Regions from separate parts of the Homo sapiens genome. Here region 1 is linked to region 2. A link is a loop called in an ENCODE intact Hi-C map of the cell type or tissue named here. Cell type or tissue: chondrocyte. All regions are shown on one strand.

The links. A loop is a pair of places that touch in the nucleus more often than their neighbours do. Peaks named below come from ENCODE experiments on the same cell type or tissue, not always from the same donor. Only the 100,000 strongest peaks of a DNase experiment are listed, where the experiment ranks them.
Region 1: a loop joins it to region 2, with 2.4 times the contacts of the local background. A loop is called at or near these places in 2 of 110 quality-filtered maps.

The regions. Positions count from the first base shown.
Region 1 is chr15:70,699,575-70,704,574 of GRCh38, forward strand. It overlaps UACA (uveal autoantigen with coiled-coil domains and ankyrin repeats), which reads right to left. Exons shown (of 19, transcript NM_018003.4): 2 at 1-86. Among named protein-coding and RNA genes, the nearest start is that of UACA, 61 kb to the right of the region's middle. In chondrocyte, no CTCF peak of the experiment used is centred here; no DNase peak of the experiment used is centred here.
Region 2 is chr15:70,799,949-70,804,948 of GRCh38, forward strand. No RefSeq gene overlaps it. Among named protein-coding and RNA genes, the nearest start is that of UACA, 39 kb to the left of the region's middle. In chondrocyte, no CTCF peak of the experiment used is centred here; no DNase peak of the experiment used is centred here.

The DNA.
Region 1 (5,000 bases), 100 kb before region 2:
GCAAGGATTGAGGTCACTTTTTCTACATCCCCCCTTTCTGCTGCTTTCATCAATCGGTCATCATATTTATTCCAATCTGCTGCATGCTACAAAAAGGAAAAAAAAAAGTAAATATGGCATACTACATTAGTTAAGATTTTTCTAAAGAAAGAAAAAAGAGAGAAAGGAAAGCAGTACTGCATAATACATCACTTATTTTCCAGTTGCATTCCAAATTTCCTTCTCCCTTCTGTGCTAACTTCATTAGGAGAGCAGAGTTATAAAATCTTCCCAAAACACATGATATACAAGAAACATTTAAAATTATACTTTTGAGGGAAAGCATGTTTCTTTTGTTCTCTGTCCAGTTCTCTTTGCCTTTGAGGCAAAAAAGGAAATCAATAACTACTGAACACCTACCCTGTACCAGGCACTAAAGTCCCAATCAACCCTAGTAAACTAAAATTATCATCTCCATTTAGCAGATAAGAAAAGCCAAGGCCCCAGAGACAGTAAATGTCTTAAGTGTTCAAAAGCCCAACCATGACTTCTATAGTTCCAAAATCAGTGTGCTTTTCCCATACCCTTTCAGATTTCAAATCACACTTTTAGATTTGGCTCTGGTTACATAGCTCCTAGGACTCTTAGATGCAGTGGAATTCTACATACATTTTAAGAAACTACCCCCCCCCAACACAGACATTTATTTAAAAAGTACTGTTGGAAATATATTTATGGAGGCAAATTGTATATATATATATATATACACACACACACACACACACACATTCTATACAGAAAGCAATTCATTATGTTTATATATTAGAATAAAATAAAACTTTTACATAGAAAAAACTAAAAATGACAGACTCTAAAGTATTAACTGCTTAACATCTAAAAATATTAAGATTACAAGTTACTTTCATTTTCTCCCTTTTTACATTCCACATGTATTGTTTTTATAAAAAATGTTTTTTATTTTAATAAAAATTCTGTGTATGTGTATTTAGATTAAAGGTGGGGGTTTTAAGAAGGATGTCTCATATAACATACATTTTAATCGTATCAAGGTTACCTCTAACTTTAGAGAAAATACATTCAAGGTATTCTGAAGCCAATAACCTAGATCTTTTCTCAATAAGCATAAATGTCAGAAGATAGAACTAAAATACATGTTACTTAAACAGGTGAGATTTTAGCCTTTTAAAATATTATACCAATTTACTAGTAAATTCTGTGCTAAATCCAGTATTATTTCTAGAACAAAAAAAGATCTGGATATTTTTCACTTAACTTACAAAATGAATCCTATGGCCACAAATACCCTAACAAATCTGAGAAAAAAACTGAATCACCTGTATATCCTCTACATGTTTGATCAATATAATTTTATATCTACTATTCCCTATAAACCAAAAAAGAAAAGTTAAAAAAAATCACCATCACTAACTTTCTTGTTAAACAAGTAATGTAAAATTAAATACTTGATGTAGAAAATGAATATGAAAACTGAATATGAAAAAAAGACAAATACATTAAAATTTTAACTCACTTCTGAAATTTAATATTTTAATGGAACCTGGTTCAAGTACCTACACAGATTTCAGAATTGTCTCTAAATTACTTAAATTTGGTGATGAACCTACTTCCTCCTAACTTCAAAAGTTTAAACTGCCAACTATGAGTACAGAATAACCCTACCTATGGGCTCCAAGTCTAAGCTACATTTTACGCATCACCTTTCTTAAGCTTTAAAACAAAAACAAAACAGTTTACTGACTCTAATTTGGGGAGTGGTCGTGGACATAAGCTTACAAGACATTGTGTTTTCAAATGCCTAAAGGATTAAATCATGTTTAACACACAAATGCTTGTTCTAGATTTGATTAGTCTATCCTTACAATTAAAACAATCTCCAGTTTATTTCCAAGTAAACTTGCTGGTGGAAAAAAGAGCCATTTAAATCACCACAAAGTTGTAAAAATCCAAAAATAAGGCTTTCTTTAAAGATAATTAAATGTGATTAAAGTCTCACATTATCATATGATTTTCAGTTCTACACCAAGCACCATTTTCAGCTCTGATTCACTGTCAGTTAACAGTAACACTGTACAATTATTAAGATTTTATCATGTGCTTTTTAAACCCAGAGAAAGAAAGAACTTTTGTTTACTATTACTAACCCCAATCTGCTAATCAACTTAATCAAGAAGAAAACAATAAAGCAAACCAAATTAATAAAACAGTAGTGCATTTTAAAAGAACACAGTTCAGAAAGTCTAACCAAGAATCTTTTGTTACACTAGACTACTGGGATACCTACTCTGTTCTTAGGAGTACAAGAAAACCAACAGTTCATCATAGACAGGATTTAGTTTCTTGTTGCTAATGGCAAACTACTTTGCATTAAGTTACAAATCTCTGTAAGCTCACAAAGCAAACTCTCAGACAAACTCCTGACAAGTGACTCAGTCCCTCACATGCTGTGCTACACTTAGCTTGGATCTCTAACGATATTTTCTTCGTCTTCAGGATCCTTCTCCGCCTTCATAACGCTCGAATATTATCTTCCTTGCAATGCAGAACTTGATTAAGAGCAGCCCCAAGTCAGGTACAGTAACTCTATCTATTTCTTATTCTTTGGAAGCTAGCTATCTTTCAAAGTTGTCCCTTTGAGGGACCCCACTGGAAAACTTGAACAGCACTCTGCATCCTGCTGCCTCAACACTGCAACACAGACGCTGCAGTGCATGATAAAACTGTCCACATCCGAATTGTCCGGTAAACAGCGTGGAGCCTGTCTCCCATTGGTTGAGTTCTACTTTAGATTCCATAGGACTTGACAGCTGAATGATAGAAAGGAGCAGCTAAGAATATATTGTAAATGCATGCTTTTCCTCTGAGTAATAAATTTCAGGTCTACTGGGGAAAATGACTCAAACATATTGTAAAACATGCTTATTATATAAAAACCAATTGTGTGACATAATGACAACATTTTAAGAGACAAATTTGGTTATTCCACAGAACAATATTTAAAACCAGTTTCAGTCTTAGGATCATCTAACATGAAGTTATAATAGCCCTGACAAACAGAATATAAAATTCTATTTTAAGCAAACGTGTCACATTTTAATTTAAGGAAACGCACACACAGTAACACTTTCAAATTTTCTCCATTTTATTTTGTACCCCTATCAGTCTCTCTGCATACAACCAGGTTTCAGCTTACAACTGCTGCCAGTCTGTCTCCTAGCATGTTAAATGAGAAGAGCCAGAGGCACTGCCAAAACATTAAATAGAATACATAGTGATGCATACTTTTCAACAAATTTTAAATTTAACTCTGTACTTTTAGTTTCCAAGTTTAGCACCCTGCCTAATATAACAAGTAAATATTTTATCAGTGAAAAGTCAAATTACCTGGATTCACTGGATGAAAAAAAAAACTGGTTAAACACTAAAGGAGGCAAATACACATTAGACAACGAGCTAGACTATTAAAAAAATCTCCATTTGGGGACAAAGCAGATAACTTCTCTGCATTCTCTACGATAGCATACTTGTATCAACATTTCTTACATTACCAAGGCCGGTGCAAATTCAGGGTGGTTTTTTTGTGGTGGCTGTTGTTGTTGTTTTTTAACCATGTTCTCATTACCACAATAGCATGAGAATAATTTACACTTCCTCTAAAAAGACACATTTGTGAAAATTGTTTCATGGGAATGCAAAACATTCCAACACAAGTGTTTACAGGAAGGAAGTAGCTGCTATATTATAGATCATGCTGCCAGTTAAAAATTCTGCTATGTACTTCCACAAGAAATCTGTTTCCTACTAAATTTACAACATTAGGCCCATATTCTAATTATAAAATATATAAGGGTCATATACCATATCTCATTTTTGAAACAATGATTGTTTTTTCCCCCAAACCACGAGATATCACAATGGATTCATTTGGCTAAACCCAGAGACTCCGCCCAGTCTGTGTCACCATTCTTTGAGGAAATCTTTGTTAGAACTCAGACCTTGTCCTTTGGGTAACAAAGCAAGCACATTCTTTCTAGAAATAGGACAGCAAAGGCGAAGGAAGAGGGAAAACAGTAACAAATAACTAAAGCCATATAAGGAGCGGCCCATGTTCAGGAGATAGGATTGTGTGTCCTAGTATTATGGATGTCCTGAGCTGCCTGCCACCTCCCCAGCCTCTGTGGCTTAATCTTCTGTGCCTGCTTTCACACCTTCCTTCATAGCTATTTCCCAAGAGCCCTACGCAAATTCCCACCTTTGCTGTCCCCTGTACCTATAAGGTTCTTCCCTCCCCTACTTTCAGGTTCTTCTCCAATGTCACTTCCTCAGAGAGGGCTTCTCAGACCTCTACATCTAAACGGCCCCGTGTCCCACTCTACCCCACCACTCTTTATCCTTGCACCGTTTTACTTTTCTGCAGGGAGCTCATCAGTATCTGCCATTACATCAGATGTTTATCTGTTTATTAGCTTACTGCCTGTCTCCTCAGCTCCCCTCTAATTTGACTATATCTAAGGTTTCTTCTGTGTCTGGTTTGAAACTATAAAACTAATTTTTCAATAAGTAACTTGGTAGTCAGTCACTAGATTCTCACCCATCTTAAGAACCAGAATCCACATCTGCTTCATGAATCCTCTTTCCTCTTGGACTAAATTGTTAAATAGGCTAGATCTGTAACACACATTTACCAGCAACATTGTTCCCCAGTAAACTATCCACATTCAGATAACAAGTATCTATTGACCTGAGATGAGGGCAGTTAGCCCATGAGTGGTTCAGCTGATTGCAACTGAGCAAACAGATCCTACTGCTCATGGTCGATAAAAGATCCTTCTTCACACATACTCCTGCACATCCCACACCGCAAGTCTTTCTTTACCAGCCTACAAATCCACTGGACTCCTCAAAAAGCACTTTAGTTAAAACACATGTTCTTCAGAATTTTGCCTGACTCAAAAGTCTACCTGCTGTATGTATACTAGTAG
Region 2 (5,000 bases):
CCCATTGAAGAAGTCAACTCGCCTGTCTGGGCCTCAGTTTCCCCGTCAGTTAAAACATGCCCTGCCCACCTCAGTTTTGGGAATAATCTGATGAGAGAAAGGATGTGAATATTTCTTGAAAAAAAAATAGCTAAAGAGCTATATAAATGGAAGGCATGATTGTTTGTTTTCCTAAGTGAAGCTGTCTCTTTGCCATCACTGCTGGAGAGGCTGTTTGGATTGTAAGTATTTGGCCTCTGAACTTTCATTCTGGACTGGAGCAGCTGTGGGTGGCAGGAATGCAGAGAGGGAGGAAATATCAGAGTTAGCAAGCCTGGGCCTCAGTCTCAGAGTTGGCCAAGTTTCTAGGGGAAAAAAATAATCTCAAGTAGCTCTTTGTGGTCATGAAGGATACACTTATGCAATTGTTTTCAATATTTTAAGAGTCTGAAGAAAAGCTTTAAGGAACACTTATCCCAATGGAAAGCAATAGAGTTCCTCATTCAACCTAGACCGAACAAATCTGCATAAAATGGCGAATAGAAGAAATTATCTAAATAATTCAGCACTCCCCTTTTTTCTGGCACACACACATACATAAACACGAGGATTATTTCACCCACAGTGATTCCACTAGGGCATTTGCTGTGTTCTTCTTCCCCCTTTCCAACAAGTTAGAGCTTTTCCATTCTTCAAAGTTCTTCCCAATTGCTTTGTCTTTTTATACTCAGTGCCAAGCACAGTATAGTAAGCACTCAGGAAGTTTCTGATAAACAAAGTACCATCCTGTCTGGGGTGTATCTGACCATAATGGCTCCCAGCAAATCATGCCTCTCTCAATCCATGTGCTTATGGAGTCCCTTTCACACTGACTCTGGGCTCCAGCACATAACTTGCTTTGGCCAATTGGACCTTAGCAAACACATTTTTTTTTTTTTTTTGAGACAGAGTTTCACTCTTGCTGCCCAGGCTGGATTGCGATGGCACGATCTCGGCTCACTGCAACCTCTGCCTCCCAGGTTCAAGCGATTCTCCTGCCTCAGCCTCCCTAGTAGCTGGGGTTACAGGCATGTGCCACCACGCCCGGCTAATTTTGTATTTTTAGTAGAGATGGGGTTTCTCCGTGCTGGTCAGGTTGGTCTCGAACTCCCGACCTCAGGTGATCCGCCCGCCTCGGCCTCCCAAAGTGCTGGGATTACAGGCATGAGCCACCGCTCCCGGCCAACAAGCACATTATAAGCAGGGACTTGAAATGCACTTATACACTGAAACATAAATATCATGTGAAGAAGTCTAAGTGAGCCTGCTGCAGATACCTGGCCCAGTCAACAGCCAGCTCTAACGGCGAGTCATGTGAATGAGGCCATGTTAGAGCGTCCAGTCCTCATCAAACCACCAAATGATTGTAGCCAGACAAAGTCAGCAGAATTGCCCAGCTGAGCTCAGCCCAAATTGCTAACCTTTAGAATCATGAACAAGTAAAATTGTAGTCTTAAGCCACTGAATTTTTGTGTGTTATGGAGTAATAGATCACTGGGATGCCACTTCTTTTTAGAAAATTAATAGAAACCTTTAAGTCAGAAATGGTAAATATTGTTATAGCTCATCTATCGACTTTGGTAGTGTCTTTTTGGATGACTGCCATAAGAAGAATTTGACAGCTAAATTAATGGAAAAGAAAGGCAGCTGGGTGCAATGGCTCACTCCTGTAATCCTAGCATTTCGGGAGGCCAAGGTGGGTTGATCACCTGAGGTCAGGAGTTTGAGACCAGCCTGGCGAACATGGTGAAACCCCGTCTCTACTAAAAATACAAAAATTAGCTGGGCATGGTGGTGCACACCTGTAGTCCCAGCTACTCAGGAGGCTGAGGCAGGAGAATCACTTGAACCTGGGAGGCGGAGGTTGCAGTGAGCCGCGATCATGCCACTGCACTCCAGCCTGGGTGACAGAGTGAGGCTCCATCTCAAAAACAACAACAACAATAAACAAACAAAACAAATGGAATAGAAAGCCAAATTCATTAGTGGTGTGTGCAAAGAACATGGGCAGGAGTGGAGACAATATATATGCTAAATATTTGCCATTCTTGTTCCATATTATCAATCACAGGTCAATGAATTTAAAAAGCAGAACTATTTTTTTTTTTGAGATGGAGTTTCGCTCTTGTTGCCCAGGCTGGAGTGCAATAGCGCATTCTCAGCTCACTGCAACCTCTGCCTCCCAGGTTCAAGAGATTGTCCTGCCTCAGCCTCCTAAGTAGCTGGGATTACAGGCACCTGCCACCATGACTGGCTCATTTTTGTATTTTCAGTAGAGATGGGGTTTCACCACGTTGGCCAGGCTGGTCTCAAACTCCTGATCTCAGGTGATCCGCCCGCCTGAGCCTCCTAAAGTGCTGGGATTACAGGCATGAGTCACCACGCCCGGCCAAAAAAGCAGAATTATTAAAGTTGAATGTTAGTTGGGCCAAGACAACTGGTAAGGAATTTTTCCAATGAGTTAGGTCACATTTTCCAGAAACAGTGATAGTGAAGGCAGAACACCTTGAGTAGATGCAACCAGGCATTATTTATGTCACTGGAGAACACAATTATATACTGAAGAGGCTCACAATTTGGGACTATTTGGTCGACTAGCAGGTTACCTGGGGCAGTGTAAGAGTGCGTTTACCATGGCTCCATGGTGTCATCAGCCTCGTAGGTCCAGAAACTCAGTGCCGTTAGTGCATCCAGAGCTGATTGGACTCTTGGGAACAGACCTACAAGAACCATGTTCATGAGAGACTGACAGCAAAATGAAATGCAAAGATGTCCTGGGATACGACAATTCTTATCTGCTCCCCAGACTAAATTAGTCATCAGAAAGGCTTGGTCCTGTGAAAAGGATGGAATGAAAAGAAAGGAAGTGGGAAGACTCAGAGGGAATGTTTCACATGAGTCAAGAAGGCCGGATGGAGCATCTCTGCCCCACAACAGTGCTCTTTCCAGCAGTGGGAAAAGCCCTGACCTCAGGCCCAGCGCCTCTGTCCCTTGAGCATAACTAGAGGCACACTGACCACTTGCAGACATTGATTCCCCTTCTAACATCTCTGCAGACCTCATTTCTTCTGGGAGATCTGCTTCCTCCAACACATTAACATAATTGATTAGGCCATTGCTACTTTTCTTTTTTTTCTTTTTTTTTTTTTTTTTTTTGAGACGGAGTCTCGCTCTGTCGCCCAGGCTGGAGTGCAGTGGCACGATCTCGGCTCACTGCAACCTCCACCTCCCAGGTTCACGCCATTCTCTGGGCTCAGCCTCCCGAGTAGCTGAGACTACAGGTGCCCACCACCATGCCCAGCTAATTTTTTTGTATTTTTAGTAGAGACGAGGTTTCACCGTGTTAGCCAGGATGGTCTCGATCTCCTGACCTCGTGATCCGCCTGCCTTGGCCTCCCAAAGTGCTGGGATTACAGGTGTAAGCCACCGCGCCTGGCAGCCATTGCTACTTTTCTGTTCAGAAACACCTTCTGGGGATTACACCATAATTAGAATTTTGTTTTTCCAAATCCCTGATTATCCATTACCACTTTGATTTATTTTATTTATTTATTTATTGTTTTGAGATGAAGTCTCGCTCTTGTCCCCCAGGCTGGAGCGCAGTGGCACGATCTCGGCTCGCCGCAACCTCTGCCTCCTGGGTTCAAGCGATTCTCCTGCCTCAGCCTCCCGAGTAGCTGGCATTACAGTGCCTGCCACCACGGCCAGCTAATTTTTGTATTTTCAGTAGAGACGGGGTTTCACCATGTTGGCCAGGCTGGTCTCAAACTCCTGACCTCAGGTGATCCGCCCACTTCAGTTCCTCAAAGTGCTGAGACTATAGGCGTGAGCCACCGTGCCTGGCCTACCACTCTGATTTATAAGACATCTTACGCTTTTGAAGATTTCCATATAATGCAATGATTTTGTCCATCCATCCTTATATCTATTTTTTCTATTTCATCTGTTTATTCAATAAATTCCTAATGTACACTCAGTTGGTGCTGGAGGAGGTTAAGAGGAGTAAAGCATGGCTCTTGCCTCCAAGGAGCCTCAGAGGTGAGAAAAGAGATAGGAGTCTAGGTGAGAGACCAGCCCTAGACAAGAACAGGGAAGAAATGAGAACATTCTGCCTAAGGTGGAGCCGGTGTGGTAGGGAAGCAGTGGCAGGTATCAGAGAAGGAGAGACGCTAAAGACAGAAAATAGATTTAGTGGCTGCCTTGCGGGTGGGCAATGAGGGAGAAGGGACCAGGATGATAAAAATGAACATCAACTACTAAATATTTAGTGTCATCATCATCATTATTAACAGCCTGCATTTATTTATTTGTTTTGTATTTTTTTTTGAGACGGAGTCTTGCTCTGTTGCCCAGGCTAGAGTGCAGTGGCGCGATCTTGGCTCACTGCAACCTCCACCTCCTGGGTTCAAGCGATTCTCATGCCTCAGCCTCCCGAGTAGCTGAGATTACAGGCATCTGCCCCCATGCCCAGCTAATTTTTGTATTTTTAGTAGAGGTAGGGTTTTGCCTTGTTGGCCAGGCTGGTCTCAAACTCCTGACCTCAAGTGATCCACCTGCCTCGGCCCAAAGTGGTGGGATTACAGGCGTGAGCCACCGCACCCGGCCTAACAGCCTGGACTTATTAAACACTTCCATCATACCAGGTGTTGGGAACAGGCCCCCAAAACCTGGCCATAAACTGGCCCCAAAACTGGCCATAAGCAAAATCTCTGCAGCACCGTGACATGTTCATGATGGCCATAACACCCACACTGGAAGGTTGTGGGTTTACCGGAATGAGGGCAAGGAACACCTGGCCCACCCAGGGCGGAAAACCGCTTAAAGGTGTTCTTAAACCACAAACAATAGCCTGAGAGATCTGTGCCTTAAGGGCATGTTCCTGCTGCAGATAACTAGCCAGACCCACCCCTTTATTTCGGCCCATCCCTTCGTTTCCCATAAGGGATAATTTTAGTTAATCCCATTTCCCATAAGGGATACTT